Regions from separate parts of the Homo sapiens genome. Here region 1 is linked to region 2. The links are chromatin contacts, found by Hi-C or POLR2A ChIA-PET in ENCODE. All regions are on one chromosome and are shown on one strand. The core of a region is the stretch at or near the end of the contact, and the rest is flanking DNA. Distances in the headings are between cores, read along the strand shown. Region 1 overlaps RPTOR (regulatory associated protein of MTOR complex 1). Region 2 overlaps RPTOR (regulatory associated protein of MTOR complex 1).

Evidence for each region. A loop is a pair of places that touch in the nucleus more often than their neighbours do. ChIA-PET counts read pairs that join two places held with the same protein, here RNA polymerase II (POLR2A). Pooled maps may share reads with other maps.
Region 1: a pooled map shows a loop between it and region 2 (6-fold over the local background). The contact joins two enhancer-like sites. A Hi-C loop is called at or near these places in 2 of 168 maps with a recorded cell type or tissue (Caco-2 and pancreas) and 6 of 50 pooled maps. POLR2A ChIA-PET finds 5 or more read pairs at or near these places in 4 of 52 experiments (BJ, H1, activated CD4-positive, alpha-beta T cell and 1 more).

The regions. Positions count from the first base shown.
Region 1 is chr17:80,648,475-80,651,174 of GRCh38, forward strand. The region is part of intron 3 of RPTOR (regulatory associated protein of MTOR complex 1); the gene reads left to right. Among named protein-coding and RNA genes, the nearest start is that of RPTOR, 100 kb to the left of the region's middle. Within about 2 kb of position 1,402, at least 10 of the 41 ENCODE cell types and tissues checked have a DNase peak (open chromatin) inside an H3K27ac peak, as active enhancers do.
Region 2 is chr17:80,603,818-80,606,517 of GRCh38, forward strand. The region is part of intron 1 of RPTOR (regulatory associated protein of MTOR complex 1); the gene reads left to right. Among named protein-coding and RNA genes, the nearest start is that of RPTOR, 60 kb to the left of the region's middle. Within about 2 kb of position 1,366, at least 2 of the 41 ENCODE cell types and tissues checked have a DNase peak (open chromatin) inside an H3K27ac peak, as active enhancers do.

The DNA of each region.
Region 1 (2,700 bases), core at 152-2,651, 45 kb after region 2:
TCATGTGGCCATGTGTGACAAACTGTGAAACCCTTGGTATTGAGTGCTCACACTGCTAGGTGTGGTGGGAGGCGCCTAGTCAGGCAGCCGGGTTGGCTTTGGGGAGCACTGCATGGATGGCTTCTAAGATCCACTTGTCTTCTTTCCCCTGGGATGATTAGACAGGCCTCTGCTTTGTGGGCAAAGCAATTGGTATCAGCACAAGTCACTCGCTTCCTTGTGCCCCCCACCCCCAAATGTTTTGGAATGAATTTTATAGATGGATGCTGATATGGCTTGGCTGTGTCCCCACCCAGATCTCATCTTGAATTGTCACTCCCACAATTCCCACGTGCCATAGGGGGAACCCAGTGGGAGGTAATCGAATCATAGGGGCGGGTCTTTCCTGTGCTGTTGTCCGTAGTGAACAAGTCTCACGTCCCTGCACGAGCTCTCTCTTGCCTGCCACCATCCATGTAAGATGTGACTTGCGCCTCCTTACCTTCCGCCATGATTGTGAGACCTTCACAGCCATGTGGAACTATAAGTCTATTAAACCTCTTTCTTTTGTAAATTGCCCAGTCTTGGTTATGTCTTTATCAGCAGCATGAAAATGGGCTAATACAGATGCAGTCAAGACGCATAAATCAGTGGGTTCTACCTTTTCTTAGGATTTTCAGGCTCAGATATGGATAATCGGGGAAGAAGCAGCTAAGTTGCCCTAGGACAGTACTCCACACCTGGAGGTGCTCCAAAGCTATTCATGGAACAGCCCAAGGTGGACCGTTACTCGCTGTGACTCCTGCTTGGGGCATTCACGTTGCGACATTAGTTCCAAATTGACAGTCCAGTTCAGCTGGTGAAAATGGCCCTATAATTGCGATTGGCAGCATCCCTTGGCGTGCGGCCCTGATGCCATTACCATTCCATCATCCATCCCGTCTTGCTGTCTGCCCTGCCGCCAGCCCTCCCTCCTCCTGCCCAAACTCACCTGACTTTCTTCTCTGTGGGTCCTAAGGTTGGGCTTCATCCACCTTGAGTTTCTGTGACAAGCTGCCAGTGAGGACTCATGGGCAAAGGCAGAACTGTGGGTGGATGGCTCACAGCTTGCATAATTCAGTACCTGGTGTGAAGCACTTTGCCTGTGTACTCATTAAATTTGCAGGACGGTACAGACAATATCTTCTGGTGGTCTTGGGGTTAACTGTGGTGCTTTGACAGTTTCACTTAACTGCTTACTGCCCAGAAAGTTAAGAACTGTTCCTATGATCAATGTTTTTACTTATATTTTTGCCTTGGCCTCAGCAGTGCTCTCCCACTTCGTCTTCCCTCCTTTCTAGTGCTTCTCGCCTGAAAGCTTTTCCACGTGCGTGCCGTGTTCAGTGAGAACTCTGATTCATGCTCTTCAGCCAGAAGCCTTCGTAGTCAGCCCTGCCCACGCACTTCCTGCCTTGCCCTGTCCCCAGAGGCCATGGTATTGGAAGCAGCTTCCTGGAAGCAAGCTTAGATTATGCGAAGCAGTTTATTCCGGACTCTTTAGACCAATTGCACCAGAGCATAAAGGTGTTGTCACCTACTGCTATCCCTCCGAATACCTTAGTGACATGACCTATAAATTCTTTTAGGCACACCAAAGACATTACAGAAAGAAGAATGAAAGAAAGGCATGGTTCTGCAGCCTCCTGGAGGATGGCAGCCTGTTGTGACTAGACTCCTCAGGGTTTCAGTCCATTAGAGCTGGTCCCAGAGGGGACCCCTGCTGGCCAGCCCTGTGTTGGACTCTTGCTCTCCGAGGCCACCTAGGGGATTCACTAGAGAGCCCATTTGGGATTGAAGAGCACGCGTGTTGACTAGAGTGGGTTGCAGCATGGGCCGCAGCCTGTTTAAACACTGCCTAGGGAAGATTGGTGGAGTCCGCCTCCTCCCTTCTGCCTCGTAGGTCCGCAGAGTCGTGCTGGGCTCACCGCTCCTTCCCTTTCTGGGCGGGAGCGCCCCTCTCACTGGTAGGGGAGCTCCCTGGGAAATGTGGTCTCCTTTCTACCAGTGCACTGAGGGGTGGGGTGGGGAGAGCTTAACTGTGGAAAGAATGCGAACTGGTTTAGTTCTGGCTTTGCCACTTCTTAGAAATGTAACTCTGGACAAATTACTATTTAAACTTTTAAAATTTGTACATGCAAATGAGAGTTAATGGACAGAATAAAAGTATATAAAGCATTTGCACCAGGGAGGCCATGGTGGTTGGTCATCAGATCCTTACTTCCCATCCCTTTCTGTCCCTTATCCCTTCCTCTCCCTCATGGTTGAGGTGGTGGAGGCCCCTCCCAGAACATTCTGCCCAGGAGTCTTGCTGCCTTAAGCCCCTCCCCATCCTGCCTTATCTCTGGTTTTATCCTCTTGCGGGGATAACTGCATTCCTGACTCTTCCTCTATTAATTGACCTACTTGAAGTGTAATACTTTTAGAGAGAAGTAGGGGCTTAACTCTGTCCTTAACAGGCCTCTCGAGGATATTATCTCTCATCATCATGTTCCCTTTAACAAGGGAGTTGTCTGTGTGTATGACAAATTGCAAATGAGGACCCCCCACCGTCAGGCTGGGGACTAAAACTGTAGCTCAGCTGTTGTCGTTTCACAGATCTCACGTGCCATGTGTGTTTCCTGAGTTAACTTGGGGACCGTGATACAGAGCGATGCGGAGATGGCTCTGAAGGACAGGCAGGTG
Region 2 (2,700 bases), core at 116-2,615:
TTTACTGGAGGCTGGTGACAGGTAGCCTTTGCCAAAATCCCAGCCTTCTGGCAGGAAAGCAGGCATTCAGCATAAACCATATTGTTGGAAAACAGTTGAGGCACAGCGAACCCCACTTACTAGTTAGGGTGGTGGGAATCCTCCAGAAATCCAAGTCCGCAGACCCCAGCCACGGGCCACCCCTGTAAGCAGGGCTTTGAAAGGAGGGCTGCTGGGGCCTGCTTTCTTAACCCTCTTCTGCACAGATACCAACTTATCCTTTCCTTTCTGATTAATGTCTCTCAAACACAGACGGGGGAATAAAAACCTGAAAACAAGCGAATATTGACATGTACATCACCACTTTCAATCAGCTATTTTCAACCAAGTGCTGAAGTATAATACAGTTGTAGTCACAAAGGGGAAGTAGCAGGTATGTTGCAAGAAAAAACTTATTAGAATTGTATGTTAACTTGGATAGAAACAGAACTTTTCTGAGCTTATGTGCTGTGCAGATACAGAATGCTGGCAGAGTTACTTCTGTGAGAACATCATTGAATTACAATTAAATATTAAGTACCTATAAAATATCTTTGCATTACAAAAGTGGTTAAAGTAACTTTCTCAGTCTTCATAAATGTAGATAGTATCTTTGGACAAAATAATGAGTTAGTCTTTTGATGGAACAGGAGAAGCAGGAGAAAATTGTTCCAGGAGCAGGGTTGCTGACGATGCTGTCCCTGTTGGTCCAGAAGGTAAAATCCTCCTGTATTAGTCTGTTCTCACGCCGCTAATAAAGACATACCAGAGACAGGGTAATTTATAAAGGAAAGAGGTTTAATGGAATCACAGTTCCTCATGGCTGGGGAGGCCTCACAATCATGGCAGAAGGTGAATGAGGAGCAAAGTCGCGTCTCACATGGTGGCAGGCAAGAGAGCTTGTGTAGGGGAACTCCCCTTTATAAAAACATCAGATCTTGTGAGACTTATTCACCATCATGAGAACAGCACAGGAAAGATCCATCCGCGCGATTCAATTACCTCCCACCAGGCCCCTCCCACGACACGTGGAAATTATGGGAGCTACAATTCAAGATGAGAACACAGAGCCAAGTCATATCTTTTTTTTTTTCCCCTTTTTTTTTTGAGAGGGTGGGTCTTATTATGTTGCCCAGCTGGTCTTTAGCTCCTGGGCTCATGTGATCCTCTTGCCTCGTCCTCCCAAAGTGCTGGGATTATAGGTGGGAGCCACCACACCTGGCTGATTTTCTCTTATGGGTTGGAGTAAGGTATGGCCAAGACGGTTAAGACGATCCATGTCCTGTGGGATGGCCCATGTTTCACCAGCACTCAGATGCCCTGGGGCTCGGGGCTTATGGGCAGTTTTGCTAATTCTCAAAGTTAAGTTTTCAGCTGGGTGAAGAAGGAAGAAAGGCTGTTTCGTTGAACTCAGTGTTGAGGAGAGCAGTGACTGACAGCAGTGGATGTGCTCTCATCCTCCTGCTTTTACTGGGAGAGGGGCTTTGTGATGGCAGGTGTATAACCTCTCAGGTTTTATTTCTTTTACATTAAGAAAAAAGAAGGTGGGGAGGTGGTGGGTGACAGAGCAGGTGATACGTGAGAGTCAGTGAAAATGCACTGCTGGGAGCTAGAGAGCCTGCGCAGGGTTTTTCCGTTACTGTGTCCGTGATGAGTTGAGGAAACCGTGTCTCAGTTCTGGACCATGGCCGAGAGGAAGTGCATAGTCTTAAGTCTCTTATCTAGTGATCATCAACACAAATGGGGCATACCGGCTGCAAAACAGAGTTGGGTACCAGTGAGGCCTAGACCACCTGGGCGTTTCTCTTCCAGAGCTACAGTTCCTAGGTGTAAAATAGAGCTGGTGATATACACCTTGCCAGGTTATTTGAAAATGCAAAGCACCCAGCACAGTGCCTGACACATGGGAGGCAGTCACAGACCCATCTGTGCTCAGTTGCTCATGACGAATGCCCGTTATGTCTCAGGCACGGACTAGCTGTGCAGTAAGAGGGAGCTCTGAGTCAGACGGAGGGTGGATTTGCTCTTTGGGCACTGGTGTAGCTCTGGATCTGATTGTCCTTCATTATCTAGGTTTTGGAAATGTGAGTCATTATGTAAAGCTTGAGGTGTTGGTAGGTGCTAGGTGAATCAAGTGTGGTGGTGGTGTTTTCTATGCGTGTCTCTTACCAATAGACTTTTGTTTTTGTTTTTTGAGATGGCGTCTCGCTCTGTCGCCCAGGCTGGAGTGCAGTGGTGCGATCTGGGCTCACTGCAAGTTCCGCCTCCCGGGTTCACGCCGTTCTCCTGCCTCAGCCTCCCAAGTAGCTGGGACTACAGGAACCCACCACCATGTCCGGCTAATTTTTGTATTTTCAGTAGAGACGGGGTTTCACCATGTTAGCCAGGGTGGTCTCGATCTGCTGACCTCGTGATCCACCCGCCTCGGCCTCCCAAAGTGCTGGGATTACAGGCATGAGCCACGGTGCCTGGCCTTTTTTTTTTTTTTTTTTTGAGACAGGGCTTTCTGAGACTCCAGGAGTGGTCTATCATGCCCTGCTAATTTTTTTATTTTTTGTTTCTTTTAGAGATGAGTGTTATGTTGCCCAGGCTGGTCTGGAACTCCTGGTACCAGTAAACTTTTTAGGAGGTTTCCGTTAGCTTTTGAAAATTTTTTACCTGATCTTTAAAAATGAATGCAGT